2 separate regions of the Homo sapiens genome follow, and region 1 is linked to region 2. A link is a loop called in an ENCODE intact Hi-C map of the cell type or tissue named here. Cell type or tissue: heart right ventricle. All regions are shown on one strand.

What was found. Hi-C counts contacts between places; a loop is a spot of excess contacts. Peaks named below come from ENCODE experiments on the same cell type or tissue, not always from the same donor. Only the 100,000 strongest peaks of a DNase experiment are listed, where the experiment ranks them.
Region 1: it touches region 2 in a loop (2.1-fold over the local background); 1 of 110 quality-filtered maps calls a loop at or near these places.

Annotation. Positions count from the first base shown.
Region 1 is chr2:168,262,594-168,266,593 of GRCh38, forward strand. LOC107985959 (a long non-coding RNA gene) reads left to right here. Exons shown (of 5, transcript XR_007087282.1): 2 at 2,503-2,706; 3 at 3,772-3,843. Among named protein-coding and RNA genes, the nearest start is that of STK39, 17 kb to the left of the region's middle. In heart right ventricle, no CTCF peak of the experiment used is centred here; no DNase peak of the experiment used is centred here.
Region 2 is chr2:168,313,035-168,317,034 of GRCh38, forward strand. No RefSeq gene overlaps it. Among named protein-coding and RNA genes, the nearest start is that of STK39, 67 kb to the left of the region's middle. In heart right ventricle, no CTCF peak of the experiment used is centred here; no DNase peak of the experiment used is centred here; H3K27ac peaks cover 341 bases.

The DNA.
Region 1 (4,000 bases), 50 kb before region 2:
CACCCCTAGTGACCCACTAGCAAAATTTTTGCTTCCTGTTCCCATGACACTACATTCTGCTGGCTTAGAGGTCTTAGTTCCAGAGGGAGGAATGCTGCCACCAGGAGACACAACAATGATTCCATTAAACTGGAAGTTAAGATTGCCACCTGGACACTTTGGGCCCCTCCTACCTTTAAGTCAACAGGCTAAGAAGGGAGTTACAGTGTTGGCTGGGGTGATTGACCCAGACAATCAAGATGAAATCAGTCCACTACTCCATAATGAAGGTAAGGAACAGTATGCATGGAATATAGGAGATCCATTAGGGCATATTACCATTCCCTGCAATTAAGGTCAATGGGAAACTATAACAGCCCAATCCAGGCAGGACTACAAATGTCCCAGACCCTTCAGGAATGAAGGTCTGGGTCACTCCACTAGGAGAAAAATCATGACCTGCTGAGGTGCTTGCTGAGGGCAAAAGGAATACAGAATGGGTAGTAGAAGAAGGTAGTCATCAGCACCAGCTACAACCACGTGACCAGCTGCAGAACCAAGGACTGTAATTGTCATGAGTATTTCCTCCTTCTTTTATTAAAAACATGTTTGTGCATGTATAAACTTGTACCAAGAAAATAGCTTTTTATTTCCTTTCTCCTTTATCATGTGACATAAGATTTATTGACTTCACATCAGCATTTAAGTATTGTTAACTTCATGTAATAGTATTTAGGTTAGGGACTGGTGCGTTTCCAGTTGTACGAAGCGTAATTGTATTATGTTAGGTGTAATTATGACCTTATTATTGTCTTTATTTTAAGATTATGTATGATCTCAGGAGATTTGTATGGGTTCAAGTTGACATGCGGTGGACTTGTGATGGTTAATATTGAGTGTCAACTTTATTGGATTCAAGGATACAAAGTATTGATCCTGGGTGTGTCTGTGAGGGTGTTGCCAAAAGAGATTAACATTTGAGTTAGTGGGCTGGGAAAGGCAGAACCACACTTAATCTGGTGGGCACAATCTAAGCAGCTGCCAGCATAGCTGGAATACAAGCAGACAGAAAAATGTGAAATGAGAGGCTGGCCTAGCCTCCCAGCCTACATCTTTCTCCCATGCTGGATGCTTCCTGCCCTCGAACATCAGACTCTAAGTCTTGAACATCAGACTCTAAGTCTTCAGTTTTGGAACTCAGACTGGCTCTCCTTGGTCCTCAGCCTGCAGATGGCCTATTGTGGGACATTGTGATCATGGGAGTTAATACTTAATAAACTCCCCTTTATATATATACATACACATATATATTCCATTAGTTCTGTTCCTCTAGAGAACCCTGACTAATACAAAGCCTTTTTGAAATAAAAATGTGAAATAACTATTTGTTTAAAAGACTTTCATTTTTTTAGAGCAGTTTCAGTTTCACAGCAAAATTGAGAGGAAGGTACAGAGGTAACCCATATCTCCCCTGCCCTGACACATGCACAGCCTCTCCCATTATCAACATCTCCCACCTGAGTGATATGTTTGTTACAATCAATGAACTTACATCACATTGTTATCATCCAAAGTGAAAATTCTGTGTATGACGTTATAATGGTGGCTACATCTCATTATACGTTTATTTAAACTCATAGAATGTACAATACCAAGAGGAAACCCTAATGTAAACTATTTTTTATTTTTATTAAATTTTTGTTCTTTTGAGATGGAGTCTTGCTCTGTTGCCCGGGCTGGAGTGCAGTGGCATGATCTCGGCTCACTGCAACCTCCGCCTCCTGGGTTCAAGCAATTCTCCTGCCTCAGCCTTTCAAGTAGCTGGGATTAGAGGCACCACCATGCCCAGTTAATTTTTTGTATTTTTAGTAGAGATGGGGTTTCACTATGTTGGCCAGGCTGATCTTGAACTCCTGACCTCGTGATCCGCCCACCTCAGCCTCCCAAAGTGCTGGGGTTACAGATGAGAGCCACCGTGCCCGTCCTAATGTAAACTATTTTTTTCATCAAAATGGTTAGGATGAAATAATATTTAGTGCATTATTTTAAAGAAACAAACTCTTCATCTACCAACTACCATGTGTAAGCTTTCTGCATGGGAGTGGGGAGTGATGGAAAAATGAATGAGACAATGTCCCTACCCTCAAAGGAGCTTGACATCTAATGGGGCAAACAGACATGTAAACAGATAATTTGTGTCCTGGGGATAAGAAAAAAATTGCCATATGCATAAGATTACCATTTTGTCTTGAAGACTCCAAAACTAGAAATTCAAGTTATTTGTCCAAAAGGTCCTATTTCAACCATTCTCTCATGGCCTGGGCTGGGTAAAGAGACCACTGAAGTCAGCAGAAAAGAGCAGACTGGGATGGAAGAGCCACTGAAAACAGTTTAGACTTTATACAGTGTTAATCTAAGAAGGATTCTAAAATGATGCATTTTGGGAGAATGTTCTTGCCTTAATCAGCTTTATCCACAAAAATTAAGCTTTTTTTAATATAAAGGTTTTATTTTCTTTTAAAGGAGCCATCAATGTGATTTTGTCTTTGGGAACCCCACATGTGAATGAATCACCGAATGAATGAATGAAATTTTAATCCTTATAACAAAGATAAGGCTGGATCCTAATATATTGCTTTAGGATGATTTTCAGGAAGCTCTACAATTCCAAGCATTTCCTCTCACAACAATTTAATAAAAATAGTTAGAGTTTATGGAGATATTGTGGTAAGTATTTTAGATATGTTGTCTCACTGGACACTCACCTACAACCAGATGATGGAGATTACATTATGTATATTTTTAACAGATGGAGAAACTGAATTTCACAATCGGTTAAGTGATTTAAACAGAAACTTAATGTTGGTTCACCTGCAGCAGAGCCAGGATTCAAATCTGCTCTAACTCTGCACAGCACTTCTCTATCTCTTCACAAAGGCATATGCATTTGTTATTTAAAATTAAACATTTTAACCAAATTGTATTAATTTAATTAAATTATTAAAATGACTACTGATGTGCTATGCAGTTCAATGCCATCTAAAGCCAGGAAGTAAGGCTACCGATAGCCAGAAAACAATCTCCAAGAATGAAGTATTCTTTTTTAAAACAATTTGTTGGTGATTGTCAGTTTAGAGATAAATGTTCCATATGTGCCTCTGTTTCTCCATCAAAATATTTTAAAAGTTAGCTCCAAAACTACCTTTATACACCCTTCACAATACTCTGTGAACCATAGTCACTGTTAATCTGTGTTTTAAAAGTGCTAAAGTAACTGTTAATTTGAATAATCAATATAAATAGTGTATTAGTTTGCCCCCCCCCGCCAAAATCAAGTACAAGCTACGTGACAGTATTTCATGGTTCATTAGCTAAATGGAACAGTTAATTCGGTCAAATAGTGAATAATCTTTAAATCAAGCCTTCTTCAAATACAAAGGATAGTGGCATATATAAGAATTCAAGAAAATGGAAAAGGCCAGGTAATACTATAGAACTTTGAAATATCTTTCAACAGATAACCCAACAATTTTTTCATATTTATTAACTTAGATTTTAAAAAATTACATAAAAACATGAAAGTCAATTTTGAAAAAAAGCTATTTTTCCGTGTTATTTTTAAGTCATGAATGCACACATTATTTGCATATTGACAATTGTAGCAGGCTTACTCTTTTGTGTTCCTATGGCAGGGCTGTTAAAGTAGATCAGTCCCTGCCTTATCTAGCTGTATGCATAAAGAAAGAACATTATTTATTCATCTCTCATGAACATTTTTGGCCCATCTTCTAGTTCCCATAGATGTTGTATGAATTTAACTCTGCATGTGAGATATTTGCTGCACTAAAAGAAAGACTTATGGAGGTAAGATCATGTGAACAAAAAGAAATTTTGGGCACCATTTTTTGTTGTTGTTTTCTTTAGTTTTTGAGGCAGGGTCTCATTCTGTCACCCCAGCTGGAGTGCAGTATTGCAATCACAGCTCACTGCAGCCTCAACATCCAGGGATCAAGTGATCCTC
Region 2 (4,000 bases):
AGAACATGTTTGAAAAGAATTACAATTTAAATTTAGTTAGTGGTTTGTACAATGAAGTATTTTCCACTCCGATGAAAACTTACAGCTAACTTAAAAAAGAATATGATATTTTCCCCCAGACTCTCTAATATAGCGGTTTGAGAGATTTGTCACGAGTGTAACAATAATTTATTCAAGAATACAAAGCCTATGCAAGTCTATATATAGTCTAGAAAAGTATCATGCAAAATCATGTTTAATTTAAAATGCCTGCTACTGAAGAAGGAAAGTCATATATCAGAAATGTACCAAGGGGATATGTGAGTAAACAAGTGCTATGAAATTCAGGCCGATGCCTTAGGAGTTTTCTCCTGTGAGTTTGAATATTAAAAAGAATTATGCACTGAAGGAAGTATATTTGTTCCAAAAGTTAATAACAGTGCGTGACTGGCTTGGTCTCTAAGTCCAAAATAAGATCGATTAAATCTTTCATCCATACAATATGGGTAAGGACAAGTGCATGAGAAACACATAGATATACATTATTTATTTCTATTGTACTTAGCACAGTGGGATCTGTGCCCTTTAAAAATTAACTACTTAGACACTGAGGTGGGTAATTTGAAGTCAGTGATGGATTTCTTTTACAGTATGTTTCCTGTCTTCACCAAAGAAGTGATAGGAATAAAGGAACTCAAATAATAGCAAGAATTTTGCCTAAGGGGTAAAATAAGCTTCCTAAATGAAGGAATGAGGTATGAAAACAATTCCCTGATAATTAGTACAATCTCTTTTCCTAAAATATTTTAAAAATAGGGTATTCCTCATTTATCTGGTAGTAGTGTCTTAAATGTAGCTTCTTTGGAAATAGGGGCCCTACCTCAACTAAGGCTGTGAGTTGCCTGCATGTGCCCATTAAGTCTGGGATACAGCTGTTTCTTTCTATCCATGCATATTAGTACTGTGTACCTTGCTTTGCAACTGAGGCAAAAGAGCTCCATATTCATTTGTTGGATCAAATGAATGAATGCAGAAACAAAGAAGTTAGTTTTTATTGCTACATAACAAAAATACCCCATATTTAGCAGCTTAAAACACAAACATTTACTATCTCATAGTTTGTGTGGGTCAGGAATTCAGGAGTGGCTTAGCTGGGTGGTTCTAGCTCAAGGTACATCATGACATTGTAGTCAAGGTGTTGGGCTGCCGTCATCTGAAGGCTTGAGTGGGGCTCTAGGATCAGCCTCAAGATGGCAGACTCATGTGGCTCTAGGCAGGAGGCCTCAGTGTTTTCTGGTAATTGGCAGGAAACTTCATTCATGAGCATCCTCACCACATGTAGCAAGCTTCCTCTAGAGCAAGTGATCCACAAGAGCAAGTTAGAAGACATAATGTGTTTTATGACCTAGTCTCGGAAGTCATGCTCTGTCATTTTGCAACATTCTTTTGGTTATGCAAGTAAGCCCTGTTCAGTGTGGGAGTGGACTGACCACACAAGGGGTATGAATACCAGGAGGTGGGGATCTTTGGTTTTCTTGGAGTCTGGCTACCATAGAAGGGTTATTAGAACTGCCAATAAAGTTATATGTTATAGGTCTATAGTGAATCTCAGCTTGAAAGTGAGTTATAAGTTGTGTGCTTATCTGTTAGATGAATCCTTTCCCACCCACTATCTTGGCTGCCTTTCCTTTTCCATCCTGGATGTGGCTCTAGGCAAATTTGTGAAGTTGCTACTCAGTATCTTCCTTTACATGCTTTAATTTGGCATACAGATCCCTTTCTCCCCCATCACTGAAGGCATTCCATGGCAACGCTCCTCTTATAGATTCTTTCTACCAAAATGTACTTGTTCTTTCATTTTTCAAGGCAGCTAATCAAATCTCTATTTCTGATTAATAGGTACAAATAAGCTAATGTGCTATACCATCCAGTAACCGAAGAGCCATTTTAAGGAATGTCATGAGGATGGACTGTGAAGTTAGGCTGTCTGTGTTCAAATGACCTCTCTAGCTGTATAGTTGCTATGTCTTTCATGCAAGTTTCTTAAATTATTTTTGCTTTGTCTGTAAAATAGATGTGATCATAGAAGCTATATGGTAGGCTCTGATCAAGCCTATTGCATTGAAACCTCAAGTAAGCCCAATGATATAGTAAGAAACAGAACACAGGAGTATGTAAATGTGGCCCAATAAGAATTTTCTCCTATAGTGTTGAAGTGGGCCCTGGAGAGCTGATAGGGCCCCTCCCACAGCTGAAATGGTATGAAGATAGTGAGCCTGTAATTCTGGGTCTCTCTGACTTTGTGAAGTTTTTACGTTGTTCAAACTGAATGTACTTCTTTATTCTAGAAACAAAAAAATGTACCCCAAAGTCAAGTCCACTTACGTCCTCCGCATGCCTTTTTGGTGGTTTGATTCCTATTTTATCTTTGTGGATAGAGCCTTGTTTATAGTCCTTGATAATTCCATGGGCTGAGCAATGCTCAAAAATGTCATAACACACATGGAGTGATGAAGGTCATAGTTGTAGAGGGGGTGGAGCAATACCCAGAGATTTATCTTGGGAGCATGCAAATCTCTAAAGAATCTCAGTGGAGCAAGACCCACTGTGCATGACTAGCTTATGACAAGGGTCTCAAGAGGCATTGAGGTAGTTGGAAGCATACACTAAGGTCTTTCAACTGTAGGAGTGTGGGAACCACAGGGACACTTATTAAGGAGCAGGAGGTATACACAATGAAGAAAGAGGTGGAGATCTCAAAATCAGATGTATCTGGAATTAAGCCAGAGGAAGTGGAACTGTGTGAGGAAAAATGAGAAGGAGTCAGAATGTCAGAGTAGAGGAGTAAAGGGTGAGCCCAGAAGCAAATGGATCATGCTTAGAACATGAACTTGTCCTTAGAACAGGAAGGCAGGAGAGCAGATCACAGGGTGAGAAAAGAAACCACATTGCCAAGTGCCAGCCAGAGTAGCCAAATTTGGACCTTCTGCTGCTCAAAGTGGCTGTCCTTGCTCAAGCCGCGTAATAAAGAGGGTTTAACAGATGGGATAGGTGGAGGAGTTGTAGGAGGAAGTTTATAAGAGGAGGATCTTTTTTACCCTGAAGGCAGCCCTCTGTAGATAGTTGACTACTCATCCTGATGTAGTTTTGGCCCTGTTTCTCCCTTGCATTTCCATTAAACATTACTTCAGTCCAGCTACTGCCCTTGCCAGAATCTCAGATATGACATCATGTTACTGCTTCTGTCACCATGGGATTCTGAAAATATTTATTTGCAGCCCTCAGAGATGGAACATAAAATCAATAAACATTAGGCTCCATTACAGTCTCTGAAATATGTCACCATAAGAAATATGTGAAGAATTTGCTTTTTATTAAAGACAATGGAGAGAGTTAGACTATAGACTGGGTATTAGATAATATTAAGTAATAATTGTTCATCTTTTTAGGCATGACAATGATATTGTGGTTACCTTGGAAAATATTATTTGTGTCTGAAGTTCTAGAGGCCTAGTCTAGTGTCTGGATGCAATTTCACTAGAAGATCCCCATTTTGTAATTGTATTAGTCTGAAAACAGTCTGCTACTATAATTGAATATCACAGACTGGGTAATTTATAAAGAAAAGAAGTTTATTAGACTCCCAGTTCTGGAGGATAGGAAGTCCAAGATGAATGGTCTCCATCCAGTGAGGGCTTTCTTGCTGCCTCATAACATGGTGGAAGGGCAAGCGAGCACATGGAAGACAGGGAGTGTGATGGGGGGCTACACTTATCCCTTTATCAGGAGCCCATTTCTATGATATGTAACCCACTCCTGCAATAATAGTATTAATCCTTTCACGAGGGCAGAACCCTCATGACCTAACCACCTCTCAAAGGTCTCACCTCTCAATACTGTTACAATGCCAATTAAATTTCAACTTGAGTTTTAGTGGGGACATTAAAACCATAGCAGTAATGATTTTTGTCTGCAAATTCTTTCCTGTGGAGGTGACACCATATGTTTGACACCCTCATAC